Linked DNA regions of Mus musculus: regions 2, 3, 4, 5, 6 and 7 are each linked to region 1. The links are chromatin loops, found by intact Hi-C in ENCODE. Cell type or tissue: heart. All regions are shown on one strand.

What was found. A loop is a pair of places that touch in the nucleus more often than their neighbours do. Peaks named below come from ENCODE experiments on the same cell type or tissue, not always from the same donor. Only the 100,000 strongest peaks of a DNase experiment are listed, where the experiment ranks them.
Region 2: a loop joins it to region 1, with 6 times the contacts of the local background. A loop is called at or near these places in 10 of 42 quality-filtered maps.
Region 3: a loop joins it to region 1, with 2.8 times the contacts of the local background. A loop is called at or near these places in 2 of 42 quality-filtered maps.
Region 4: it touches region 1 in a loop (5-fold over the local background); 19 of 42 quality-filtered maps call a loop at or near these places.
Region 5: a loop joins it to region 1, with 2.5 times the contacts of the local background. A loop is called at or near these places in 7 of 42 quality-filtered maps.
Region 6: a loop joins it to region 1, with 2.4 times the contacts of the local background. A loop is called at or near these places in 5 of 42 quality-filtered maps.
Region 7: a loop joins it to region 1, with 2.6 times the contacts of the local background. A loop is called at or near these places in 3 of 42 quality-filtered maps.

Annotation. Positions count from the first base shown.
Region 1 is chr2:124,926,915-124,930,914 of GRCm38, reverse strand. No RefSeq gene overlaps it. Among named protein-coding and RNA genes, the nearest start is that of Gm39920, 130 kb to the right of the region's middle. In heart, a CTCF peak has its summit at 2,233 (motif pointing right); a DNase peak (open chromatin) is centred at 2,284; H3K27ac peaks cover 310 bases.
Region 2 is chr2:123,310,681-123,314,680 of GRCm38, reverse strand. No RefSeq gene overlaps it. Among named protein-coding and RNA genes, the nearest start is that of Gm34430, 380 kb to the right of the region's middle. In heart, a CTCF peak has its summit at 2,270 (motif pointing left); no DNase peak of the experiment used is centred here.
Region 3 is chr2:124,739,510-124,743,509 of GRCm38, reverse strand. All of the region lies in intron 2 of Gm39920 (a long non-coding RNA gene), which reads left to right. Among named protein-coding and RNA genes, the nearest start is that of Gm34484, 21 kb to the right of the region's middle. In heart, no CTCF peak of the experiment used is centred here; a DNase peak (open chromatin) is centred at 2,499; H3K27ac peaks cover 1,997 bases.
Region 4 is chr2:124,607,607-124,611,606 of GRCm38, reverse strand. It overlaps a transcript of Sema6d not described here. Among named protein-coding and RNA genes, the nearest start is that of Sema6d, 44 kb to the left of the region's middle. In heart, CTCF peaks have their summits at 841, 1,602 and 1,804; DNase peaks (open chromatin) are centred at 1,166, 1,576 and 2,866; H3K4me3 peaks cover 2,726 bases; H3K27ac peaks cover 3,411 bases.
Region 5 is chr2:125,187,872-125,191,871 of GRCm38, reverse strand. It overlaps Slc12a1 (solute carrier family 12, member 1), which reads right to left. Exons shown (of 27, transcript NM_001079690.2): 14 at 3,604-3,705; 15 at 1,527-1,682. Among named protein-coding and RNA genes, the nearest start is that of Gm46760, 12 kb to the left of the region's middle. In heart, a CTCF peak has its summit at 2,449 (motif pointing right); no DNase peak of the experiment used is centred here.
Region 6 is chr2:124,860,724-124,864,723 of GRCm38, reverse strand. No RefSeq gene overlaps it. Among named protein-coding and RNA genes, the nearest start is that of Gm39920, 69 kb to the right of the region's middle. In heart, no CTCF peak of the experiment used is centred here; no DNase peak of the experiment used is centred here.
Region 7 is chr2:124,774,309-124,778,308 of GRCm38, reverse strand. The region is part of intron 2 of Gm39920 (a long non-coding RNA gene); the gene reads left to right. Among named protein-coding and RNA genes, the nearest start is that of Gm39920, 18 kb to the left of the region's middle. In heart, no CTCF peak of the experiment used is centred here; a DNase peak (open chromatin) is centred at 2,358.

The DNA.
Region 1 (4,000 bases):
AAAGGATCCCAAGCACACGATCCACTCTGTAGCTTGCTCCGTACTGTTAGACAATAAGGGGTCTTTCACTGACTGGCCCAGTTGAAATGCCACCACCATCGTCCGCCAAGCAGCTTCCAGACAGCTGTTCTGGGCTGTGCAGAAAGTATCTCTCCACTAGAGATCATGTAGAAAGCCATATTGCTGACAAGGGCTCAGTAAGACAACATGTAATTTGTAAAGCGTGAATTTCTACAAAACCCAGTGTATACTCAAACCACCTCCCCAAGAATCCTAAAACAGTGGAACAATCCTATTAAATGAGGATGCAAACTTTGACACTGTTCATTTTTGGTCTACTGCAAATGGCCCTTTTTATAAACAAGCAGACCTCTTAAAATGCCATCTGTATAAAGACAGATAGAATAAACTTTATTCAGTTGGGTTTCCGAATGGCTGCGAGCATTAATGTGCTTATCCTGAAGTGGTTCTGCAAAGGGCTCACTGTGTGTCAGCACTGGGCTAGGAGCTTGGGAAGCCTCACATAAAGGAATGGTTCCTTGGCCTCAGAGTCCTGCACACCACTTTTAGATGATCACACCTCCTATGTGAAAGCAGGAAACTAGGGGTAACTTCAGACCTCTGACCAACTCTTTGGCCTCTTGGAAAACAACTCTAATCCTCAATGTCACTCATTGTTGTGACAGCATTTAACATCACAGTTCTCAGCATGGCTTCTCATATTGAAGTTTCTTTTCTAGCACCAACTACATTGAAAATCTGACTTCTTTTCTTGTTTCTTTTAAAAAGAGTATTTAAAATTTTGGTTCAATGGGGTTTATATATACATACACTTTAGAGTTCCGAAGCAAATGCTCCAAAGATGAAAGAAATTTGAAGAGTGATTAATCTACCAATCCACATGTAGTGGTCTAGCCGAGTGCCTGGGAGACCCTCACCACCTCAGCTCTTTAGTTTGTCTCCGTCTCTCTGAACCCTTGCCCCTGTGTATGCGTATAAAGCTGGTAACTACTTGTAAAATTATTATGATGCTTCCATAGAATCCGTTCTGCCTTCAGTCTGTTGTGGTAGAAGGATAAGGAAAATAGAGATTGCTTGAATGTTTTTCAAAAACTCAGATTCATAATCGGAGAATTCTCTAAAACCAATCATCAATAATTCATTAAAAATCAGTTTCTGCCTGACTGTACCTGTAACTCATCAGACTCACAGGCTGAACATTTGAGTCAAGAGAGCAGAAACTCAGAGTCAGCCTCTCTCTCTCTCTCTCTCTCTCTCTCTCTCTCTCTCTCTCTCCCTTTCTCTCTCTGTGTGTGTGTGTGTGTATAGATGAGCTCTTAATATCAGGAGCTGTTAGAGAATTTTGAGGGATTTAGGCAGGAAGAGAAATGTGGATTAGTGACATTGGCAAAATTCTGTGGAAGAGGAGGAAAACCTGGCTTTAAAGGAAGACATTTTACAGTTGGGGCATCACCAAGAAACCCAACTTAGCTTGGACAGAAGTTGGTAGAGTGGTGGCCTTACTTGACAGGCTTGGGTGAAGGCTTCGTTTTCAGACATTTACTTGACCATACAGATGGTGATTAGTGGAGAATAGAGGGACCCCTGGGTTTCTTGAAGCTCAACCATCCCCTTCCCTTCCTCCCCCACCCCCAAACTCCACCTTCCCAGGAGACAGTTGGACTACAGATGACATCATCTTAGAGGCAAGGAATTGCATATTAAATATTTATAAGTCATATGACTGAGCACTCCTCACACCTGAAGGCCTGCCTTCTGCAGTTTCTGACTCTAAGGCCTGGGATAGAACCAGATGCAATTAATATTAACAATTCCTGGTCTCACCACCAATGCTGGCACAGCATTCACAGTTTGGAAAACACCGATCTAATCTTATCTAATAGCCTTAGCTTACAATGAAAGGAACTGAGGCTCAAAGTATGCTTAGGGTTTAAAGAGAACGTCAGCAGACAATTACTTATCACTTTCCCAGTGTCACCTGTGCAAGGTCCAGGCTAGTTCTCAGTCCCCACGGAACAACGCCAACATTGGCTACCTTTAACTTAGAACCAGCTTCTCCACTAGTAGCTACAGTTCTTGACTACTGTGGAACGGAGTTGCTCAAAGGTACAGGAGTAAGTGAGCCAACTTTGAGACTTTTACTGTTTATGAAAATGTTACTTTAATAAAACAAATCTCCCATAAATTAAACATTTACTATCTCCCTAAGCTTAGAGCCTGCAGGTGGCAGTGTCTTCCTTCTCTATGCACAGTCAGCCCAGGCTTATTTCCCCTGAATGCATAGCAGACTTCCAGATCATACCACCCACCACAGCCTGGGATGGGTGGGACTGGGCAATGGCATCTAGAATTCTGAGAACTGTATCATTCCAGAGTAATGCATGAGGATTTGGAGCTTTTGAAAATGTTTTTATTTTTCTAGTTACATTTTTATCCCTTGCACAAGGCCCTCATACTGTGAGTAGCTGGAAACTAGACACAGAGGAACATACCACGCTGGCTTTAGGAGTTCAGTCTTGAGTGAATGTTCTTCACAGCGGAGGCTTCAGGCTTCCAAAGCATCCTTTGATGCAGAAAAGTTGGGGGTGAGAAGAAACATCCAGGGAAAAATATTCTAGGAACGGCATCACAGAAATGCCAAAGGGAGAGACAAACAAGTCTGCGATTGTCGCCGAAGAACCCCCAGAGATTACGCACGAATTCACTATTTCTGTATGACCCAGGTCTTGCAGATGGCCTGTGGTCACAAGGTCTCCATTTTGTCAGCAGTCAGTGACACACAGAGAGAAATTTCCCTCTGCTTTCAACCCTGTGATGCAATCATCGCTGCAGTATGATACACTCAGGACTCCCTTCTTCCTCCCAAGAGCCCACACTGGTACCTATTACTTATGGCTTCTCTGTCTTCACCCTCTGAAGCCAAGCGAAGGTCAGTGAATTGCATTTTGATTAGTCTTCCTGACTCCATCCCTCTCTTACAAACTTAAACTGTTGTCTCCAAGTTTTCAACAGAAAGAGACGGAACTCCCTGGCGATGCTCCAGCTCCAGGATGGAGAACTCCTTTCATACATGGTTTCTCAGTCTCCTCATCATATCCTTCTTTCTGCATTTGCTGGAACCCTAAACAAACCTTAACCAAAATAACGGTAGACATTTGCCTTTGTACATTTTGTTCCTTTTGAAAACAATATTACTTGTTTTCCAAGATTAAATGTCCACGGCGGAATAGTTTCCTCATTCTCCTACATGGTCGAGCTATCATTCCGTAGAGCCTACATCGCTCTGCAGTGTGATGTGCCTTCTCACACTAGAGGGAAGTGCCTGCAGCACACTGTAGGTGGAAGTGACTTCAACACACTGTAGTGTGATGTGTGTGTTTACCAGTTGCTTCTGACTCTTAGCCTGGTTTTACTTCCTTCCATTGCCCACTGATAAAACGACTAGCTTTTTTCTTAACATTTTCACTTATATTACAATTAGAGAATTAATAGAGACTTAGTTCTTTGACAAATTTTATCTTAAGAATATTTTAATGAATTAAATTTGTTCCCTGACACTTCATACCTGTATACAATGTGTTCTAATTACCCTCGCCTCCCACTCCTGTCAACCTGCCGGCCTCCCTTTTCCAGGTGTCCTTTTGTTTTATTTTGTGACCCACTGAGTCTTTAATCACAGACTTGGAACTCTCCACTGGAGCCTGGTGGGCTCACCAGTGGGTACCCAACTAAAGGCAATGTCTCTCCCTCCACCTGCTTCTGTTTGTAGCCAGTATTCAACAGGGAGGAGCAGGGTCCCACAGGGCCCTCCCTACCATGACTGACTGCTGACAGGGCAAGTCTTGTACAGGAAATTGCAGAAAATAAAGAGAAAGGGGACTGTTTTATTCTTCTTCATACCCTAAGGCCCAGCAGAGAGGTAGGCAGTGGATGATAAATAAGTGTGCCTGTGCTTCTAATCAATTAATCCTCCTTGAGA
Region 2 (4,000 bases), 1.6 Mb after region 1:
GAACCTGTGAATGTTGTCTTATATGGAAAAAGTGGCTGTGTCAAATGTGACTGAAATAAGCTTTTGAAATAGGGACAGTATTCAGTATGTGAGTTTGCTTCATGCATGAGCACAGATATCCGTTCTTATACACAAAGTGAAGTTTGACATTGCATGTCTGAAGCAAGATCTTGAACCATTGACTTTAAGGTTAGAGGAGTGGAGACAGGAGACATGAAAAGCAATGGGGCTAGCAAGAGTGGATCAAAGCTGGAAAGATAAGGCTCAGATCCTCCCCACCCAACACTCCACAACCAAGTCCTGCTGACACCATCGCTGTAGGCCAGTGAACTGGAATTTGGACCTCCAGAACTATAGGAAAATAAAGTTGTGCTCTTCTAAGCTTCTGAATTGGTGCATTATCTTTAAACATTGACAAGAAACGAATACAAGCATATACTGTCTTGTGATCAATGTACTAATGGCCTCTAAAAGTACATGGCATTCAGCTAGCATATTAATTATGCTCCTCGTCATTGTGGAAAAAAAAAAACTTCATAAGGTGGGAAAGCTTACTTCAGCTTCAGTTTAAGGAGGCATAGTCATGGTGGTAGGGAATGCCTAGCAGCAGGTCAGGAGGCCAGATGGTCACACTGCTTTCAGGGTCTGGAAGCAAAGACCAAGCAGAAAATGGTGCTGAGCTGTAAGATCTCAAAACCCACCCTGACCCAGTGCTTCCCCTTTTCCAGCAAGACTTCACCAATTAAAGGTTCTACATCCTTCTGAAACAGCATCGTCAGCTAAGGACCAAATATACAAACATCAAACAGGTGAGTCTGTGAAGGACATTCTTTTTTATTTTTATTTTTTATGAGAAAGGGAGAAAGGGGATGTGGTGTTGGATGGGTGGGGAGACAGGGAGGATCTGGGAAGAGTAGTTACAGGAGGAGAAAAGCATTATCAGAACACAGTGTATGCAAATTTTTTTTAATTAAATAGAAAAGAAGAAGAAATAGAAGCAACCAAGCTACTTTTGGGAGATAGGAGTCAGCACACAGAAGTGACAACCTCCAACAAATCATGTATCCTTTTTGAATAACGCCAATTTTGATCCACATGTTCCTTCAAACTGAAATAGGACACAGCTTTCCCTACTACTGGGTCTCTGAAAAAAGATGTTTGTCAATGTTGTATGTAACTATGAGAAACAAAATAGGATATAGCAACAACAAAATACCCCAAATATACACATTAGTAACATACCTACTTAATGTTACTGAAGCATGTCTATCTCCCTGTTCCAAAGTGTCCTTATTAATCTTCGATAACATCAGTGGCATCAGATCCTATCCAGACTGGATTCTAGCAGAGGACTTTTCAAATTTTAATATGCATAATATGCATATGAATCACCTGGGGATCTTGTTAAAATGCAAATTCTGATTCTGTAGGTCTGAGGCAGGACCCAAGGATTCAACACTGTAATAAGCTCCCAAGTGAGGTGGAGGCTCAGGTCTGCACCTACACCAGCAAGATGTCAGGGAACAATCTGGAAATGTCAGTCTAAGGTAGCACCAAGCCCACACTACCAGCAACAAAGCAGTGTGCAATTCTCAAACTTTTGCCAGCTTACCTTGAAATAGTCTCTCTGGGTGTGGTGCTATCTCTGTAGTTTACATTTCTGGTTCTGAGTTTATCTAGTAAGGAGGTCCCGTGTGCCTCAAGCCACATACCACCCCTGTGTCTGCCTCGAGCTTCTAATGGCTATTCCCGATGGGGAAGGCACTAGCTTTATAGAGACTTTGTCAGTGATGTCAGCAGCCACCGGTGCAATCCTGGCTCTCATCTGTTCCTTTCCATACCCTGTTCACATGTGTTTTTTTAGGTTGCAAAGACTTGCTCAACTTTTAGATAAAGATTTTTTTTTCTCTTGATTTGGGTTTGAATCTAGGCAAAAGACTCTTCAGGTTATGGGTCTCATGAGTAGTTATAAGACCCAGCTTCATCTCACAAACTGGCTTGCTGTTTGAGGTTTTCGCCAATATCTCAGAGCATAAGTCCATTGCTCCTGTTTAAAACTGACCCCACCGTGTTCAGTCCTCCACTGATCTCAGTTTATCAATTGAGTAATGACTCCGATTTAAGATATTTATGGAGCAAAGATAACTACATCCTTTGCTCCCCATAAAGGTTCAAACATTTCCTCCTCCTGCATCTGCCAAGAATTCTCCATCCGGCCTAGCCAGATTTCCCTGCCCTGTAGAGAAAATCTTGCCAGCTCTCTGCTGCCCTCTCATGGTATCTGTTAGTACAGCGTTCATATCTGCCCTTGACTGATCCTAACGGACTCCAGGGATGCAACACCTTTGTGGAGCCTGCAGATCAAACTAGCACGGCCAACTAGACGTCTACCAACGTTTTTTACTATTTTCTTTCAAATACAGATGACGAACATCCATAACAGAATTTTGCTTCTAACCTTGAAATTCATAAAAGCACAAAGGAGGGGAACTCTGGGGCATGTTTTAAAGATGAAAGAAAAGCCCATTTGGCTAACCAGTGCCTGTAGCCTAGCCGGAAGGATTTCAAGAGATCTTGTTCCCTGGGCTCCACACTAGTTCAGAAGAATATAAATGTCTTAGGGTGGTCCTAATGGCTTATATTTCAGCAGCATTCCTGGTGATTCCAACGAATATGAAGAGTGCCTCTGTTGGGCTGTACATAAGGCATAGGCATGCTATGAAGTGAATATGTAATATGTGAAGCTCACATATTACAGAAGGCTGGTCATATTAGATTTGTTAAGAAAAAAAAAAAAGCTAACCAGTTTTCACGAACCATCCCCCAGAAAAACCCAGAACAAAAAGAGATCTTGCTTTGTGTCTAGTGTTTGCTGAGCAGTTCGTGGACTTCAAGCAACCCTATTCTACACTGTTCAGACTGCCTCTGTGCTTAGCATTAAATCTTCACACTGGTGCACAGAGGACAAAAAGCCCTGTCTGTGTGATGCCCTTCCACTCTGTCCACTCAGGGAAGGCGTCTCTCTTAATGTCATGCTCTGCAAGCTGTATACTCCTCTCCTCAGTCAGCTACTTCTGTGGAGCAGACATAGATGTTGGAAGTTTGGATGGGTGAGACAAACAGGCAAGAATGCACGTTACATAGCTGCATTCTTCAGCTGGCTTGTCCACCCAGCTTTGTGCTCCAATTGGCTTGTCCTGCTAATGTTGTATCTGCCATGTCCAAACTGCATGAAAACTCATGTCTGTCCTCAACTCTGATCTTATCTGTTCAGCAGTAGCACTCTCCTGCCCAAGCCCTGTCACCAACTCTTGGTTCCTTAGTTGTGTACAGTAGGTTGCATTCATCATAGCATCATTGTCTTTGCATCAAAACATTGGGTTAAATTCTCCACCTCACTAACCTAGATTGCCTCTCATCTTTCTTCTACTTCTGTGTAACCCAGAAAAGGCAGTGGATAATACATTGCATGCTTATTCACAGTGGGGGTTCAGTAATACTTGCCAAGGGTATTTCCTCTAAGTAGCAGCAGTCCAATACTTGGAAATAAAATTCAAGTCCTGCTCAAGCTCAGCTGATTCTGATTCTGCCCCATCAAGGATTCTTGCCCAGCATCCCTTACTCCTCTGACACCAGACTCCTCTATGCTTCTTGCTTCTTGTATCACACAGGATCCTTTCAGTTCTCTATGTGACTTTATGCCACCTTTTCTCCCCTCTCCTGTTTACTCTGCTCAGCTGGAAGAGCTCTAGCAACTTTGAATTTGCATTTTTAATTAGGCATTGCATCGGATTTCAACTCAGTTATCCTGAGTTCTTCTTGCATTTAAGCTACCAAAGACTCTATGCACAGCTGTATGCATATGAATAAGACAGTATTTTTTTAAAATCTCTTAAGCCTTAACATTTTATATGAAGCAATGTCATTTTTTCTTTTTCCCATGAAAAGGTTGCTTATTATTTTTTAAGATGAAAACAAAGGCCCTCCTCAGGCAAAACTT
Region 3 (4,000 bases), 190 kb after region 1:
GTTTAATCTATTGTGGCTACACAGTAAAGTAGATGGCTTCTAAACAGCAGACACTCATTTCTGATAGATGGATTATGGAGCCAGTTTCAAGGCAGATTCTGTGGTGGGGAATAGCTCAGTTCCTAGTTCGCAGGCTGCCATCTTCTTACCCAGTGGTCACATGGTAGGACAATGGGGCTCTGTGGACACCAATATTGTTCATGAGGGCTTATTCTTCATCACTTAACACGCTCTAAAGGCCTCTTGTTATTATTCCACTGAGCTGGCATGATTTCTGTGTGGGTTTAGGTTGAGCATAAATAGTTAGGTGAGGACCCATGCAGTTAGCGCAGCACAGAGTCCTGGTGTTTGTCATTCTGGGCTTTGGTCTGTGGACAGCATTATAAAAAGAAACACTTCAGTGCTTAGAAACCTGAAACTAGTAGTATGGTGTGTGTGTGTGTGTGTGTGTGTGTGTGTGTGTGTGTCTGTCTGTCTGTCTGTCTGTCTGTCTGTCTGCCTGTCTATGGAAAGTAAAAGAAATTATACTGGTTTGTTGTGGTCAAGTTGGAACAAACTACAGTCATTTTGGAAAAGGAAACTAATTGAGAAGATATCCTCATTAGATTTCCTATAAGAAGGTCTAGGGGATATTGCTTTTATTAGTGATGATGTGGGAGATCCAGGTCACTGTGGTGAGCTGTCACCCCTGGGTGGTATAAGCATACTCGGTGCAAGTCAGTATAGAGCATTACTCTTTGATCTCTACAGGAGTTCCTGCCCAGGTTCCTGCTTGAGTTCCAGCCCTCCTTGAACTTCAGCATCCTTTAGTGATGGGCTGTGATTCTGACAAATAAGGCGAATAAACCCTTTCCTCCCCACGTTGTTTTTGGTCATGGACTGTTCTATCACAATAGAAAGCAAACCAGACAAGTAACTCTGTAGGGCTTAAGCTGAGTTTGAGGTAACTTCAGATAGAATTTTTGGAATAGTGCTCTCTTGAACTTGGAAGATGACAGATCTCTGTGTGGAAAACATCCCTTCTGTGATTGGCTTCAGTTGAGGAGTTCTAGACCTATCTAGCCCTAAAACTCTCTGAGTAGATTACTAAACAAGACCCAAACAAACAAACAACCACTAAGTCCTTAAAAGAGACATGATCCTGTCATTCCCTCCTCCCTCTCCCCTCCATGCACAATTCAGCAAATACATTCTTTTTCCTAGGCCACTGGTTGTCAGCCTGTGGGTCTCCACCCCTTTTGGGGGTCAGAACAATCTTTTCACGTGACTATCAGGTATCCTGCATATCAGACTTTTACATTTTAATTCATAGCTGTAGCAAAATTACAGTTTTGATGTTGCAATGAAAATAATTTTATGGTTGGGGTCCCCACAACATAAGGAATTATAGGGTCACAGCATCAGGAAGGTTAAGAACAACTGGTCTAGACTTAAATGGTGCACCCATTCCAGGACCCTGCGCCATCTCTGTTTATGTAGACACTGACTGGAAGACCGAAAAGGGAGTCTAGGTGTCCAGGCTCAGTGTCCAAATTGCAAATGGGAAGTCTTATAATTCAAATGGAGGTTCCCTTATGTCACTCCCCAGAGCTCTTATCAAGCCCCATAATAGTGAAATGAAAAAAGTCACTGAGTCAGGAAATAATCCAGGGCAGTAAAGTGGATTTCATTAGGGACCTAAGGCATCAGATGCTAATAAAGTAATGAGCAGCAGGGAGATTAGTATTATTTTCTCTGTGGCCATTTGGAGAGAATGGTGTGTGACAGAGGACTGCATGTCAGGAACTCTGAGCATTTTTCTTACTCTCTGCAGCTTGTTTATATAAGAAGCTCTGTTTGCGCGATAGCCAGTGGAAATGATTATATTGCTGGGAAGTGGATATCATCACAAGAACTTTCTGAATAGGAGCATCTCACTTTAACTTGGCTTTAAAATTCTCAGCAACATTGTACCCTACAAGAACTGCCCTCTTCCAAAGAATAACAGAGAGCCTTTACTTTCTGAGACATGGCGTTGCTTGACTGTTTTCAATCCTGAGCATATTCTACCTTCCCTGGTGTCTCAGACATATGCCTTTTCCCATTTTAATCTCCACTTGTTTCAAGCTAATATTGAATATCCTCCAGAAAGAGGAAAGACCCTGGGGGCTGTTATTTTGACAAGCTATTCCGGATAGGAGCCCCTCTCTTTCCCTGACATTCATTTCTTGTTTCTTTTGGGTAATTAAACACAGAAAAGGTCACTTAGCATTCTGGCAATAACAGGACGTGGGGAGGGGAGCAACGGCAAACAATACGAGGAAGGCAGCACTATTTTTATTTTTCTTCCCGTTTCTCTGGTTATTTCTTGATTATTCGTATGCTATCTGCTTCCTCTAAGACTCTCAAGGCAGTGTAATTTGAAAGCACCCCGGAAACACCTGCCTGTTACTAAGTTTAATTTCTTGGCAAAGCACCATTGCCACACCAACATGAAAATTCGATTTGAGTGCTTCTAAGTTTCAGTGGAATGGAAACTTCGTCTCGCCTACAGCAGCTGTACTCGCTCGTATCTGTTCTCTATTCCAACATTCACTCTGGCTAGCCCCAGGGAGGCGTTTCCCATAATGCCTTGCTGGGATTCCCAGCTAAAACGGTGGTCTATCTGATGCTGCTCCTTTCCATTTCAGTGAGAAACATCTATTTCCTCCACGTGGTCTCCTCTTCCCTTAAGTGACTCGGGTTTGGTGTTAGGATACTGTCAGGTTTGTGGGAGAAAGAAAGACAAGAGCAGCCCCTTCAGCCTCAGCTCAGGGTTGGCACATCAGCCCTTCAACTCCATCCTTGTAGTTTCAAAGTTTAGGGAACTGGTTTATAACCCTTGTCACAATTCCCTGGGAGGGAAAGAGAGGAGAGAGTGAGGGAGCTGTGTGCTATCCGTCTGCTCCAAAGCTTTGGGTCACGTGGCTTGAAGAAGGTTTCAACTCTGGTTTATTTCTGTTGGTTTTGAAAGCTATTTCAAAAAGGGTTTATTGACAAATTTATTTTATCTCAATTTTTGACTCCCTCACAGTCAAGAGCTGCTTCTCACTTACTGTTTGGGCCTCCGGTTGCTCAAGCACACTTGCCATATTGTAAAATAGAAGCATCCTAACCCCAAGGCAGAGACATAAAAATAGTATTTTAGGTCAGGCCAGACCTCACGAGATGATCTCTCCAGTTACCTAGGTTGGCAGGACCCTCCACAGGAGTACATGCAACAAACCCCTAGGGCTTGTTGCAGTTCCTTACCCTTCAGCCTTCATATTCTAACTTCTTATCAGAGAACAGACATCTTCCCCTTTCTCCTTTGCTTTCCCTGCCTGCCTTCCCTCACTGAACGGCAACTTCACACTTCCCTGGTAACAAAGGTGACTCTGTCTGTCCTAGTCCTAGAATCCAGAGGCACACAAGGAGATGGCTTCCACCTTAGAGTGGTCTTCTGATCCAGGAGTTTCCAGAAGAATTCTGGCACAGTAGGGGGCATGGTGGCTGCTTGATGTGCTTTCTTGCTTTGCCTTCATCAACCCCCCTAAGGCCTTCAGACATGTTGAATCCCTCTGCCTATCATGCCTGCTCCATCTGTCTGGTGGAGCTATGTTTTGGGACAGCAAAGGCCATCCAGTGAAGGGCAGATTGCTCTGGGGAGGAGAGATATGAAGCCAGCTCTTCATAGAGTTGCTGGTATTGAGAGCTCTCCACTCTGCAGAGTGGAGTTCAGTTCATACTTCAGGTTTGTAATGAATCTCGCTCCCACCATGACCTTTCCTGGCGATATTTGAAGCTTTGGTTTGCAGAACTCTGTATGGAAGCCTTTTTATAATCAGGATACATCTCCGTGGTTCTCTTGATTTGGTTTAATTCTTCAGTCACAAAGCTGAGAAAAAAGAGGCTGTCTTTAGTTCCCTGGAAATTTTTTTTTTTTCAGAAAGTCACACATAGTCCAATTCCGGTCCTCTCTCTGTAGCTTTCATATAATATC
Region 4 (4,000 bases), 320 kb after region 1:
ATTCGTAATAGCTATTAGTTTTGAGAGGAAGTAGCCCTCGACCTTTCCTACAACTAACCAGATGCAGCGTTGCATGTAAGGAAAAGAAGCCTTAGTGGCTGACACGGGGTCCGGTTACTGTACACAAAGTCGGGGGGGGGCACGTATATCTATAACAACGATGTGCGGTCCCTCTCTAAGGATGCTGGAGTTGACTACTGACCAGTCCAATTCCCCCAGTGCTCTAACTCAGACCCTACTGCAATACTTCCCCTACCTCTTCCCCAGCGCGCTCCACATTTAAGAAAACAACAACACCACCAAAATAACCAAAACAAACAAAACAAAAAAAATCCCAAGTTATTAGATTTAAATAGTACAATGGTCCTGGTAGCCGAATAATGAGAAAAAATTCCAAACTCAGCTTGCATCCACACCTTCAAGTTCTTAGAACCCAAGAGTTAGACGCCCGACTGGGAGCTGAAAGCGCTTCCAAATTTCCCCAGGGCAGCTACTGCCTCGATTTCTACAGAGGGTCATTGCAGCAGAATCTGGAAGTTTCCCTACCTGGTTGTTGGGCTCGGTTTGCCTGCCTCTGCTCCAGGCTACAAGACGCCTCTGGCTGCGAAAGACGCGGCTCATACAAAATTGACTTTTCCTTATTTGTTTCCATCCATAATTGATGGGGAGCTGAGAGCGTAACACGTCTCCCGGCCGAGCCCTTGCCGCCTGGAGGAGACCCGGTCTATGGCGCTTCTGTGGAGCATTTTTTCAGCCAGAGAACAAAGCACGCAAAGTTGCGGGGGAGAGTGGCTGGGAGACCCGCGAGTGGGTGCTCACGGTCCCCGCGTGGACAGTCAGTGGCTCCGCACTCCCAGGCTGTCCCTGCGTTCTCCCGGCCGAAGCTGGCCCGGCGGCCCGGGCTGCGCTGCGGGCGGGCTGGAGGCTCCAAGCCCCGCAGCGAGGAAGGCGGGCTCACCCTGACGGCTTGCGGAGCGGCGCCGAGCCGGCCCTGCCAAGAAGAAACTTTTCCTCGCAGCCCAGGGTGTCTTTTCTTCCCTTAGGGGTGCGCCTCAGAGGAGGGGTGCGCCTAGGAGGAGGGCCGAGCTGCCCCGCCCCGCCCCCAGGCCGCCCACCGGCCAGCTGGGACTGGTCAGCCAGACCTCCCCTGGCGCCTCGGGCACCGCTGGAGACCGTGTGGCTTGGGAGAGCAATGAACTCCCGGGAGCTACGACGCTACGCCCACGCAAACACACGCGTCCGCACACAGCTGCGCTGCGGGCTCCCGGCTCGGGGTCCCACCCCCATCACGCACCCAGAGCGTCAGCGGAGCTTGGGCGACTGTCTTACCTCTCATGGGGAAGCCTGCTTTTAAAAACAGACAAATGAAGCTTGTCACGGTCAGACAGAAGAGCCAATCAAGACAGTGTGCAGAAAGAGCAATCCCACGGTCTCGGGTCTCGTCTTGCGATCTATCCTGAAACTCACTCGCTCCAGCCCTGGCGGCGGCTGCGGCGGCGGCGGGACCCAGCGCGAGCAAAACAAACCGCTGCTCGGCAAATGGTGTAATTCGATCCATCTCCGAGTCGCTCCCCTAGATCTCCGCTCCCTGGCCACTCTGCAGCTCCCACAGCGGCCAGCGCCGCCCAGAGCCCCACGCGCGCCGCGGCCTCGACCCCGGTGGCCGCCGCGTCCCTGATCGCGCACGGCCGCGCGCCCAGGCTCTCCCACCTTATCCGAGCGGCTCCTCCCGCGCCTCCCGGAGCCGGGTCGCCCAGCTGGCGCCGCCTCTGTAGCCAGCAAAGCCGCCTCTCCCTTCCCTTCCTCTCCCTTCCTCCAGGCGCCCTCACTACTCTCCCACACTCCCCCAGACGTCCCGAGGACAAATTGCTGCAGCCCAGTGGTGCCATGGGCGCAGTTGTACCCCGAAGTTTTGACTTAGTTTTCTAGTGTAGGATTTATTTTTTGGCTCATTTTACAAGCCCCCTCCCCCATTTATCTTTATAACCACCAAGTAAAACAGCTGGGAAGACGCAATCAAACATAGCTGTAGCTTTAGAAAATACAGAAATTGCCTACTAAAAATCTTATTTCCACTTTGAATGAAAGCCATTCAGTACAGTGTAATTTTGCAGGCTAATGAGCCGGTTTTACAGGCAAGTGTTTCGTTTAATACGTTGTGGGAGAAATGAAAATGTCCTTGAAGCGACATCATTTAAGATGTACGGACTGTCATAAATGAAATAAAAGAATCATTTATTCCCAAACAAGAGGATCTTAATTCAAAGTTCATTTCCAAGAACGGGCTATGTTTATTAGTTTCCAATCTAATCATGTATCACTTAAGGGTTCTAAGTGGCTGGAATCAACCCTGATGCCCTCTCTTAAAGAGAGAGAAAGAAGAGAGCATTTCCGCCAAACTTTTGGTTTTCCTTTGAGTGTGGTTAATTACCATGGAAAGAGAGACCCGGCATGGAAGCATATTCTTGTCTATGATTTTTCCTGCTTTTCTCTCGCACATAGATATATGTTTACATTTAGGAAGAACACTGCCCTGGAGTTGAAAAGGAACTTCAAAAAAGACAACCCCTTTTAAAATGCAAGCTCCCCCCCCCCACCCTGTTCCTCCTGTTACAAGAAAGGGATGGGGGGACAGAAAGAGCAGCTTCCGAGGCTAGCTCAGTGTTGGTTTTGTTTTTTGTTTTTTTGTTTTGTTTGTTTTTTGTTTTGTTTTGTTTTGTTTTGTTTTGCTGTTAAGTTTTTTGTTCCTGGTTGGCTGGTGTTTTCTGGTTGTGTGGGGCTCTGACATCACTGCAAGTTACTTGGCAGTCAAGGTCCTCCCCTGGCCAACTTCTGACCCAGAAAGCTGGGGCTGTTTCCTGGCCAGCAGTTATTTCTTGTTTTCTGCTCTGCGGGCAGAGGGTGGTACTGGCCACCCTGTGAAGATGCCAAGTGAGGAAACAAGTCACCGGCCACCCCGACAGGTTTGCCAGTTGTCCCATGTCTGCAGGAGCAGCAAAGGTTCATTTCAGATTCCTGAATCCACCCCCCACAAACACCCCCAGTCAACATCTCACGTTGTAGCTCAGGCTAGCCTGGAGCTTATTTAGCCCAGGCTGGCTTCAAACTTGAGGCAGTCCTTCTGCTGAAGCAGAAGAGACTCTGGAGCATTGAGATTACTAAGAGTGAGTTACAACATTCAGTATAAATTGGGTTCCTGCACATGTGGGCAGCCTTAGAGGAAAAGATACCCAGAGATTACAGTTTTACCCAGACCGAGTCTTTAAATCCGGGAATAAAAGGAATGATGGTCTGGTGGGTTGCTGGAGAATATGCTGATGGGTCCTTTGAAACCATGAATTACATGTTTTCACTTTAAATATCAGCCTGGACCTCAGAGTCATCCTTCTGTTTGCTCTGTCGGAGGCCGAGAGGCCAGAGCATGACATGGGTAGAAAGGTCAAAGATTACTCTTGAGGATTTACCATGTCTGTGTTGTGTGTGAGAGGGGGAAGGGTGGGAGTTGGGGGGTGTTGAGAGGAAAATGACACTCTTCATTTAGTCTTTAGTAGAAAAGCATCCAAGGAAAGCACTCAGGCGGCTGTCACTGCAGTGGTTCTGATTCCCATCATTTCTGTCCACTTCATACCATTCAGCTCTTTAATCCTGTTAACTTCTGCCAATTCCCGTTCTCCCACCCACTCTGCACTCTAGGCACTAACATTGGCTCACACTCTGCCCCTCACTGGAGCACACTCTCCTGATGTTCCTGCTTTCTCTGGTATCCTATAAAGTGGTTCAGCTTCATTTCTGATTTCTTGATTGAACAACAAGTTGTCTAGGTGTCAGAGTACCCTCAGCCCACAAACCCTCTGTATGGGCCGGAATGACTGTCTTCTCTGTTATGAAATGTTATTTAATTTATCTTGCTTAGGATGTCTCCCAACTGGACACTTGTTAATGGGCCAGGGTTCTCCTCTTCCTTTCCTGGACAGGCCTGGTGCCCAGCACTGGGGGGCAC
Region 5 (4,000 bases), 260 kb before region 1:
TTTACGTTTGGTGTCTCAGACTGAACTGGACTGCTGCTGTTATCCTGACATTGAAGACTGGAATTGCACCCAGGGACTATTTCTAAACAGGCTCACATTCCTGTTTCCTATGAACGTTTCTTTTTTTCCTCTACCTCTAGTAGATGTGGACTAGAAGGTAGGTTGAAGCCTTTAAGAACCCTTCTTAAAGTATATTTTGAAAAATCTAAGCCTACAGGCAACAGTGGCTAAGACTACACCTCTATTAAAAAGGACTTTTAAAAGCAACCGACTTGCTTTTTAAAGTCTCCATGTTGCCAAGGGTGTGGAGTGGCTAGGGCGCTGTTATAAACTGCTGTTTGGAGGGGAAAATAACGGTGTTACTCTGGCAGACAATCTGGAAGAAAAGTCACATACACCATGTATAAGCAGTCTTAGTCCTAGGCATTTACTCAACAAAAATGAAAACAGAGATCCACTTAAATTATATATAGATATAGATCCCAAAGTGAATATAGTTATATGCCCATCAACTGTCAATCAACAAAAGAGATGTATTGTGGTATGTTCATATATGATATGCCATTCATCCATATCAAAGGACAAATTGCTTATACATGCTACAGTATGGACTGGCTGTTACCATCTCTGCCTGGCTGGCAGAATAATGTCGGTGACACAATGGTGGAGCTGGGCTTCTGAATGCTGACTTCTGAGCCCTGGGTATTTCTAACTGTGCTCTCCGTCCTCCTGGGTTCTGAAGTTAAGAGCTGAAGTTCAGGCCTCAGTGTCCACAGTATCCAGATTACTTCTTACTTCCAGGACACCTCATGGCCCTTCTCTTGAGTCTTCAAGAACTCTATCTCTGTTAAGGCCGTGTGTGCATCTTCAGTTCACTCCTGTTCTCCACGGAACCTCATCCCTGCCCTGCCATTAACCACCTCCACATGGCCTGATGCCGCTTTAGAACTTACTTTGTTCATTCAACAAATATTCACTAAACTCACGCAGAGTAGTTGGCTCTGTGAACACGAGCTATGAACCCAGAGAGAGTTTTGAACAGCTCCGAGCTTGCTCACGCCTTGCCCTATTCTCAGCAGCGTGTTTACACGGCTCTTGTGATGCATTATGCTGTGCTATAGTCAACTGCCTCTCTGAGTCTGAGAGCTCCTTGAGAGACAGGGTCTTATTTCATTAGGACAGTGGAAGAAGGTGACAGAAGGAAACACTTGTGAGGCCTGAGTTCAGCTCGATCACACCCTGACTCTTATTTTGGTAAATGACCAACACTCTGAACTCCAATTTCTTTGTCTCTAAAACAAGCCTCCCATCACCAAATGCGCAGCATCACCGTGAGGATTAAATGAGCAGACAGCGTGTGTAGAGCTCCACGGTGCTAATCATCATTGTCCTTAAGTAACATAGCATTGTGATGAACTGCCTTGCACACACTACATGTAAGCACACGGAAGCTACATGGTAAACATACAAATGGATGGATAGAGACAGCCACGGAAGTCCATTCTAGGTGGCCTTTTTTCTCTTACCTGGCTTCTTATAAGTCACATAGATATAGAGGAATAACTCAATGACATAAGTGATGACAGCTGCCCACCAGTTGATGACAAACATGACTGCACAGCACAAAATCGCTCCAAAAAGAGATACCCACATGTTGTAAATCCCATATGCAGGCCTCCATCCTGGAAGGAGAAATAATAAAGAAAAACTGCACACATCAATGCTACTGTACCACTCTGTACTATAAAAGTGCAGTTAACAAATCCTCCTCTGGCATAAAATTGTAGTTTTTAGGTCCATGTCCTAGCTCTTAACTGTTTTTTCTTTTATGATCTTGCATCCTTGATCTACAAAAGTAGTATTTGTACCAAAGATGATGCTGTAAACGTTGGGAAATAGAAAGCGCCTGAAAAGCAGATGGTCACAGACGCCTCTGTGCTTCTTGTGAGTCCTGATTGTCTTCCCAAATTACCAAACCTCAAGAATATAAAATCAACACCACCAGGAAGCTAAGGGAAGAGGGTACATTGGAAAAAGTGGTGTCCTGGCAACAGGTGGGCAGAAGAATGTCCTGTCTTCCCGAGAGCTGGTTAGCTTTTGCTCCATGCACAGAGAAATAGAGGTAGCCTGCCTTACTCTTATTCTAAGAAGACGATGTTTGCTCCATCAGAAGCAATGAGCAATAATCTCACAGAAGAGGAGACATTTTGCTATCTGTGGTCCTTAGGCACAACACATTGATATGTACAGCATTAGATTTTAAAGTGTCTGTCACAGTTCCTATACACACAGATTTCTATGTTTTATTAGTTTTCTGAAGTGAAAGAGCCTAGGAAACAGCTCAGTCAGGATGGGAAAACCTGATTTGTAGGACACATTTGGTCACTGGGTCAATGCAACTTTAAATCTGGAGTCACTGCAACTCAGCGGGAGTCTGTCTAGAGGAGCAGTTCCCTCAATGACCACAAGGTGGAAACAGCACTCCAGGAACGCCATTAGAGAAGCCCCAGGTGTTCTTAGTTCTGCTTCCTCTCAGAGACAGAGGATGGAGGTCAGGTGGGTGGGGAGGGGAAGGGTGGATTTTGAGAGTCATTTTGGGGTTTGTGTATCTACAGGTGTCTTCCTGCATACTTTTTAAAAAATATTCTTCCCCTTTTCTCTCTTTCCCATTACTCCTTTCTACTCTTCTGATAATTGTAGCTGGCTTGTTTGGTTTTGTTTGTTTGTTTGTTTGGTTGGTTTTGGGTTTTGGGTTTTATTTTTGTTTTTGTTTTTGTTTTTAATAGCAAAACATGGCACAGGATTGTGGATTTGTGTTTAAAGACAAACCACACTACACTAAACATCTTCAGTTATTTTCTGTAACCCAGTGGCCTTGTGTGGACACAGGCCCCTCAGTCTCTTTGCAAACATCATTGTCAACACGCTGAGGATGGGGGCAAATCGTAAAAGAATACTTATTTAGTAGCTTGGAGGAAAAGTCTTCACAGTGAAGAACTTTCTGAGAGTCATATGACCCTCAGGTGACTTTCTGGAGGGGTCAGAAGGACAGTGGGAGCAAATGAGAGATGAGGGGTGATGAGCTAGGAGACAGCTCTTGGGTGTGGAATTTTAAACGATTTAAGACCACAGAGCAGTTGTGTACCGATGCCCCCAGCGTGGGCACGGCAGTAGATCTGCATTGCCCGCATTCAGCAGGTAATTATGGGAACCGCTCATCCTTCTCTTCTGCACCATGGGCAGGAAACAAATTGATAGTGAGGAGGTCTCAAATATATACATTTATTCCACTCCTGTGGTCACTTTTACCCTGGAAATAAATAGTGGTGTTTTTCTACTGCTGAAATAAATGTGGTTTCTCTTGCAATGAATAATTTATTGCCACAGGAGAAAATTGACTTTACGGTTGGTCAAAAAGGCCATTGCTCATATGATTCCTTTTCTATTTCGGAAGTCATCCCCCAACTCACCAAAATAAAGTGGATTATGCTGCCTACAAAGATATAAGAAAACATAAAAACACAGATTGAACACTTTTCACGGACTTATTTCATTTATCGAGACTAACTGTTTGCTTAGGCTTATGTTTTCATTTAGGCTTACCTGGAGATTTGGCATACGAGGCATGGAAACAGGAGAAATTAATAAGCGCATATGAGGCCAGGAAGAAGTTGGAGATGATGGGGGCAATGACATTCAGCTCGGCTGCAAGAGAAGAACAGTATGAGTGACATGTGTGCAGCGGGAGGGCGGCCGAGCAGCTGCTAAGGCCTGGAAGCGCCACTTTTCTGGAAATTGAAAACATAGCTCGCAGCTGTCAAAGTTTAAGAAGTTAGTGTTTTGTTTTGATTTTTTGTTTTTTTTTTCTTTTGAGACGATATACATACTTACAGCCGAGGTTTCCACGGAGTGAGACTCAAGAAAAACCTGCCAGTTAGAAAATAGACAATCCAAACCTCTGTCTCTACAAGAGCTAAGCACACCAACAACTCCTCTATAG
Region 6 (4,000 bases), 66 kb after region 1:
TTCTCTGGGGTAAAGGCAGGGAACTTCTCTGGGAGTGAATATGTATGGTGTCTCTTTGCTCATGTCTTTCTTATTTGTGTATCTTGACACCATATGGCTTTGTGTTAGCAATAGATGTTGGGGATCATACACTGCAGTAAAGCTTGGGTCGTTTCCCCCCACTCTTTACTGGCTAGAGTTAAATCTTTTTGGTTGGTGGGAATTATTGAGTTCAAAGCTCAAGATAGCTAGCTGGGGACTCTCTGTCTTCTTATGGTTCTGTAGGAGGAGACTCAGTAAGGTTCTCTCAAATAGCACTTTAGGAAATCCTAGAGAACTGAGATAGGGGAGGCTCTCAGGAGTTGATGCAGAGATTCCTAACAGGGGTGACATGGAACCTGAAGAGGCCACCTCCTCTAGCCAGGCAGGACTCCCAATGGAGGGATAAGGATACCACCCACCCACAAAACTTTTGACCCAAAACTTTTCTTGTCTAAATAAAATAAATGCAGGGACAAAATGGAACAGATACTGAAGGAATGGCTAACCAACAACCATCCCAACTTGAGATCCATTCCATGGGCACGCACTAATCCTTGACAATAATGATTAATGACAGATCCTCTGTTAGGCTTGTAGACAGGAGTATAGCATGACTGTCCTCTGAGAGGCTCTATTCAGCAGCTGATTGAGACAGACACAGATACTCACAGCCACACATTGGACAGAGGTCAGGGACTCTTATGGAAGAGTTGAAGGAAGGATTGAAAGGTAGCAGAACCCCGTAAGATGACCACCAGAGTTAACTAACCTGGACCTCTGGAAGTTCTCAGAGATTGAGCCACCAACCAAAGAACACACATGTGCTGGAATGAGATCTTGGCATGTATGCAACAGACATGCAGCTCAGTCTCCATGTGGTCCCCCAACAACTGGAGCAGAGGCACCCTCTAAAGCTGTAGTGTGACTATAGAATCCATTCCCTAACTGGGCTGCCTTGTCTGGCCACAGTGGGAGAGAATGTGCCTAGTCCGGCAGAGATGATGCACTTGGGGTGTGGTGGGGGGAGAAGGAGCCCAGGAGAGGGGAAGTGCTTGGGCTGTAAACAAACAAGCAAACAAACAAACAAACAAAAATAAAACCAGGAGCTACCGACTTCCCAGCTGCTCACCATAGCAGCTCCTTCTCCTGAGCTTATCCCATCCTTTCTCAGTCCCTGATCATCTACCATCACCCTCACATCCCTTCCAATAACTTACTACCTTACAGTTTTTGGTTGCTGTCTCTTCCTTCTCTGCCCTGTTTCTCTGTCATAGATGACACCAGCATGTATTTTCTCGTAGATCAAGACCTTTTAATATCAACGGTTTGCCTCTACTAAAGCAAAACCACCGATGTTTTTAATAGATACAGAACTAGAAAAGGTCACAGTCTTTTTTTTTTTTTTTTATACTTACCTTGAACTAGTTTAACCTTTTCTGGCGTGGCCTGCTTTGGGTCTGGGTGCTTAGAAAGTTGGGGACAGTAATATTAAAGTCTGTTTTCCATTATACACAGAGAATTTGATTGATGATTAAGGTCAGAATTGCAGGTTTCCATATAATATTTCCATTCCCGAGGAAGTGGGAGAAAGCCACTTAGACATACGTTCGTTTTCCTGTATTGGTTTATTCACCCCACCTCCAGCTTTGCATTTTCTGTTCACTGTGCTGCCCCATCCTGGCCTTTTTTGGCAGACATGAAGGGTGAAAGGACATTTTTTCACCTGTTTCCTATGTGGCAGAATGGACACCAGAAGGAAGAATTTATTTAAAACCCCTCATTCTTTCAGCATAACAAGGGATGGAGCATCTGTAACATGTAAAGGGTGAGACTGTCCATAGGACTGGGATTCCTACTGAGAGTGTAGTTGGAAAAATGGTGGAGGCAGTTTTGCCCATAAGAGGCAAAAGAGAACAGGCAAGAAAAGCATCCAAAGACTCCTTAGTAGGCTTTTCATAGACATCAACAAGATTGCTGATTTCTCTGCCAACATGGTCTACAATATGTACACCACCAAGAATACAATTGTCTGGCTCAAGATTTCAAGGAGCCTTTCATCAGCCAGTGTAAGTTCAGGAGTTTGGTATCACATTTCTTCTATTCTATTATAACCTCATGGGCAATATTGAGATACAAGGTTAGTGAGGGAAGTTTCTCTGCGTTCTGGTTAACATGAGTTTTATTTTAAAAGGTGAGGCATAATTTTGTAGCTGGATGGACTGTGTACCAGAAACTTTTCATCGGGATCCTGTAGACGGCTTATTGGCAGTGCCTTACCAGCAAGACATGCCCATGTACTAGCTGTAATGTCCAGTGGAGGCAAACATCATGGGCCAGTCCTGCATTAAATCCAGGTTCTATTTGTTGACGCCACTATTAGACATCAACCTTTAAGTATGACAACCAGTCATCTAGCAGTCTCCTTTAATTAGTCAGGACACAGGAAGTCATATTTCAGCTGTGAGAAATACTATTCTAGAAACAGTGTTATTGAGAGGTACAAGGGAATGCTTAGGACTCAGTGGCCTTCAGGGAAAATTTTTTGGGGGGGTCGGGGGGCACTGTATACAGTCTGACCTGTTGTTTCACTATGTATGTGTAACTCTGTTTCTGCAGTGTCTTTGTCTCTCTGCCTCTCTGTCTGTCTTTCTGTCTGTCTTTCTGTCTTTCTTTCTGTCTGTCTGTCTGTCTGTCTGTCTGTCTGTCTAACTCTCTCTCCGTGTGTGTGTGTGTATGTGTGTGTGTGTGTGTGTGTGTGTATGTGTGTGTGTGTGTGTGTGTGTATGTGTGTGTGTGTATGTGTGTGTGTGTATGTGTGTGTGTGTGTGTGTGTGTGTGTGTGTGTGTGTGTGTATGTGTGTGTGTGTGTACACATGCCTGTGGTGGAAAGGCTATCAGTTGACACTGAGTGTTTTCTCTAGTCTCTTTCTACCTTATTTTCTGAGATACGATCTCACTGAACCCTGAAGCTTACTAATTTGGTTAGTCTGTCCAGCCAGTGAGCCATGCAGATCTGCCTTTCTGTGCCTCCTCAGACCTGGGCTTATAGCTGCACACCCTCACCCTGGCTTTACAGCAGTGCTGGGCATGCAAACCCAGATCCGTATTCTTGCAGAGCAGGTACTACACCTGCTGAGCCATCTCCCCAGGCTCACCTGTCTTTTCATAAACTGTTTATAAGAAAGATCCTTTTTCAAGACGGTAAAGGTGGTATTATAAAGATAAGGGGAAAAATTGCAAAGCAAACATGGTTCAATAGTGTCTGTCCCAGGGAAATCCAAGAGGTGAAGAGCTGGTACAGATTTAAAGCACACATATTAATTAAAAAAGTAACACATGCTGATTGCTGAAAGTGATGACGTCTCACACACACACACACACACACATGAGACAGACAGAATCACTTACATCTGCATTATGCCCCCCCCCAAATAGAAATACCACTTTTATTTTAGATTTTGCTAGGTTTTCCTTCTAAAAATTATTTTCCTAAGGATACATTCTTTTGCCTAGATGAAATAGCATTTCTTGATGGCATGTGCAACTTATTAATCCATTTAAAAGCACATATTACTAAACATTCCTATATCTTTGTTCGGCCATATAAAATTCTTCAATCAGATAATGACTTCATTTATTCCAGGATGGCAGTCTCTTGAACATCTAATTTATTTCCTGTGTTGGAAGATAAACTCCTTAGTGCACAAATCTTTATCCAAAATTCAAATTATTTTCCTTAGGCTAGATTCCTGAAAGTATATAAACTGAGCCGAAGAATTGTGACACTTTTCAGATTCTTGATGTATTTTGACAAATTACTTTTGCAAAAGACGGTACCAATTTGCACTCCCACCCGCAGAGGATTGAGTAAGACCATTTTCAAAGTCTTTGCTAATTGGATAAGTTAGAAATAGCATTCAATTTTGGCTTTACTTTGTATTATTTTCTTTCCACTAAACTTAAAAGACTTCTCATCTTA
Region 7 (4,000 bases), 150 kb after region 1:
TTGCTACTATCTTTTTTTTTAAAAAACAATTTCGCAGTGTAAATCATTTGTCAATCAAGTACTCAATATACTGTGGTATGCTCCAACATGGATTGGCCAGATATGATAATTAGGTGAGCATTGGATCATTACATGAAAATTCAAACAGGACTTCTGCTGAGTGCATGGTTATCTGTGGCCATCCGGGTCTCTGTATGATATAATTATTACTCCCCCTAAAGCACGTAGGCACTAAGAAACTCCTGTTCCACTTCCTGTTATGACGTGGGTTTAGATATTTGAAGAAGAATTCCGAAGACTCATTCTTCAACTTCTAATGAGTGCTTTGCTAATTGAGAAGTTCCTACTTTATAAGTTCAGGATGGGTAGAAGCACTTTTTTCAGGATTCTTATTCAGACAATAACAGGCAGCCTTCAAGGAAGAAAAACAAAACAAAACAAAACATTCACCACTGGAAAAACAAGAGATTCAGAGCAAATATTTAACAGTCAAAAGGGGTTGTGATCTCTGGCTTCTGGAATATTTTTATGTCAAACAGATGGAAAAATACAACTAGAGGAGTATATTTTCCAGGATTTCCTCTTTGGCCTCTGAAATGCCAGTTTTCAGTGACACGGACTCATCTGGATGCAAAGCCATATGTTTAGTAGCCTCATCATTTTGCATCTAGATGTTCCCCACACTGGGAGTGGCCTCAGTGAACACAAAGGAAGACAGTCATTGCTTAAAGCAGGGTGACCATTGGGACCCCCTCTCCACCATTTGTGGTTTGCTTGAGACCAGTGCAATCTGCTGTCAGACACTGAACACAGCCTGCGCTAACTGTGCTTCGGAGCCCTGGGATCATGCAGGCTCTCATGCATTTGATGGCACTCATTTATCTTCCCAAACTGAGTTTGACTAATCATATCCTTCTCCCTTTCCTCCTTGTGACTTTCATTCCTGCTTCCTTTAAGACAGAGCAGAAACAGAATTATACTTTCAACCTTTCCATACAACTAACGTCAGAGAAATAACAGACTCACAGTTGCAGATTACCCAAAAAAAAAATAATCATCCAATTATATACTGAAACTGGGATGAATAATTATGTCACTAAAACCAATTGGCACAAAAAAAAAGCCAGACCCATGAAACCAGGACATTTGGCAGGATGTGAGACTTTGACTGGCAGCAGAATTGCATGGCCCTTTCTGTCTGTCACCTGCTAACACAACTGGACACAGAGACAGTGGTTAATAGAGCCAGAAATATGAATATGAAAGTTGGGGCCAGAGCTCCTTAGGGCCAACTTAATCAGTAGGGCTGAATGCATCTGTGTCTGGGAGAGGAAACACTCGCCCTCCCCATGCAAACCTTGACATGTATACACTAACTTAGCAGCTCCCTGGGCTTTCCTAACATAATTCTTTCCTCTCACAAACAACTTAGAATGGAAAGGAAACACTTTAGCCATTTGACTACATCAGTCTTTGAATACTGTTTTCCAGACATTCAGGAGGAAAGGCTCGATTCACAGCCCTGCATCTTTGCAATGCAGCAGTGAGTCCTCATACTATTGCACCGTACCCCTGATTCCTGAGCTGCCTGAGGCAGATCCTTCTGGATTGTTGAGAGAGACTGAGTTGATCCAGAGTGATGTGTTCTGTTGGCACCAGCTTTGAAAGTCCCAGTTCAAAGACTACACTTGCTATTCGAGTTATGAGTTTGTAAATGTGAACCTACTCAAGAGAACATGAGTTGGTGTGATGTCATCAAAGGACGACAAGTCCAGCTCCCATTGGCTGCTGGGAGCCTGGACAGGGTATATAATAGGCTATGTGCATCTTACAATCATATGTATGTCTGTATTTCTACTTGGAGGAAGTTTGGTGTTTGGAAGGTTAATTAACTATGGCTACTTAGAATAAGATTCCATTCATTATTGCTATGGTGAAGTAATTTTATTAGTGAAAAGGTACAGAGTAGCCATGTTACTTGACCTCTGACATTTCCATCCCCCAACTATGAATCTATTTGTACAACAGGACCAGGGCTTTGTACAGAGCTAAGGCATAAAAGTAGATTTTTTTGAAGACCCAATATCTACGGTAAATTTCTAATAACCCAAAACCAGTTTGGCTGTCGTGCCTGAAAACAACATGAGGTCTTTTTCCAAGTGGGTTTATTACTTTTCCCCTAAGGGACAGAGTGGCACTGGCAATGAATGCCTGTGTCTGTTAGTCCAAAGGAAAAGTGGAAGCAGGATGGCCCTGTTGTGCCATGCCCTTCCATGCCAGATGAAATGCTTCTGCACACTGGCCAGAGAGCCAGCTGTAGGGCAGGAGGACGGGATGAGCAGCCAGGGTCAGCCAAGCTGCCAACTGGACATGAGGAAACTCGCCTTGCCTTGCCATGTGGCAGTCTGATGACCAGGAAGTGTGGCTGGTGCAGAGCCCGAACAGGAAGGGCTTTGAAATTTTGATCTTCATGTTATGTAACAGATTCCTGGCAGCATTCATAAAGCATCAAAGTAAAGAATCAGATCTCTCTCTTCTGAAAGACAAGGGATCTCTATGAATGAATTATAGTTAAAAAAAAAAAACAAAACAAAACCCTGTGAACAACCAGCTTGAACGCCTCGAAGAGCTGCTTGTCAGCTTCCTTTCTGTCTCATTACCACTGGCCTCTGAGTGAAACCACTCTGTAAGTACCAACTCGCCTGCATCAGAGATTTAGAGAACAAAGGTGGCATAAGAGAGCCGACTAAGCCATCTTCTGATTCATATGCAGCTAGAGAGACGAGCTCAAGGGGGGGTACTGGTTAGTTCATAATGTTGTTCCACCTATAGGATTGCAGCTCCCTTTAGCTCCTTGGGTACTTTCTCTAGCTCCTCCATTGGGGGCCCTGCGATCCATCCAATAGCTGACTGTGAGCATCCACTTCTGTGTTTACTAGGCCCGGGCATAGTCTCACAAGAGACAGCTATATCTGGGTCCTTTCAGCAGAATCTTGCTAGTGTATGCAATGGTGTCAGCGTTTGGAAACTGATTATGGGATGGATCCCCATTGGTCGTGCAAACTTTATATGCCTCAGTACAGGGGAACGACAGGGCCAAGAAGTGGGAGTGGGTGGGTGGGGGAGTGGGTGGGGGAGCGTGTGGAGGACTTTTGGGATAGCACTGGAAATGTAAATGAAATAAATACCCAATAAAATAAATTAAAAAAAACAAAAAAAATGTCAAAAAAAAAGAGAGAGAGAGGCGGCTCATCCTTTTTCTGAGGTGTATCCCATACTGACTTGCCATAGAGGGGCTACGGTTAATCTTTTCTTCACTTCTGCGCTGAACTCTGATGGGATAGATGTGGTAGGTAGCTGCAGTTCTCTGCAGGGCAATGTTTAAGAGGCGGTATTAGAGCGAGCTGAACCTCAGCTGCATTGACTGTGCGTGGCCTGCGTACAGGAGGGTTGTCCCTGCAGGGATGCCCGGGGGTGAAGGTCGGTTAAGATACCCACCTCTTAAGCTTCTCAAGCCCTTTCAGTGCCTGGGGCAAAGAGGGATGGACGGGTGAGGGAAATAGTGTCTTCTGCCATTCTATACGTATTTTTAAAACAAGGCAGTAAATATTACTTTTGAGTAGTTTGAAGTTTGCTGAAGAATGAGAAGTTCCTAAAGGTTTGTCTCACATTTCTCCTCCACACCCTGCTCCCATCCTCCTCTTTACCCCTCGTATGAGTGTGGTGTATCTCTTAGAAGCTGACAGACTGATGGTCATTAACTGGCATTCTTAGTCTACAGGAGTTCTCACTCTTTGTGATGCACATTCAACTGGTTTTGACAAATGTTGTATATTTTGACATGTGCCCTGACAAGTGTTTGACACTCTACCATCACTCAGAAAAAAATGTCATTGTCCTAAAAGTACCCCTGGCTTGCGCCACCTGTCCATCCCTCTTCTTCAGTAGCCCCCAGCTAGGACTGGTCTTTCTTTTCTCCATCTCTCTAGCACGACCACTC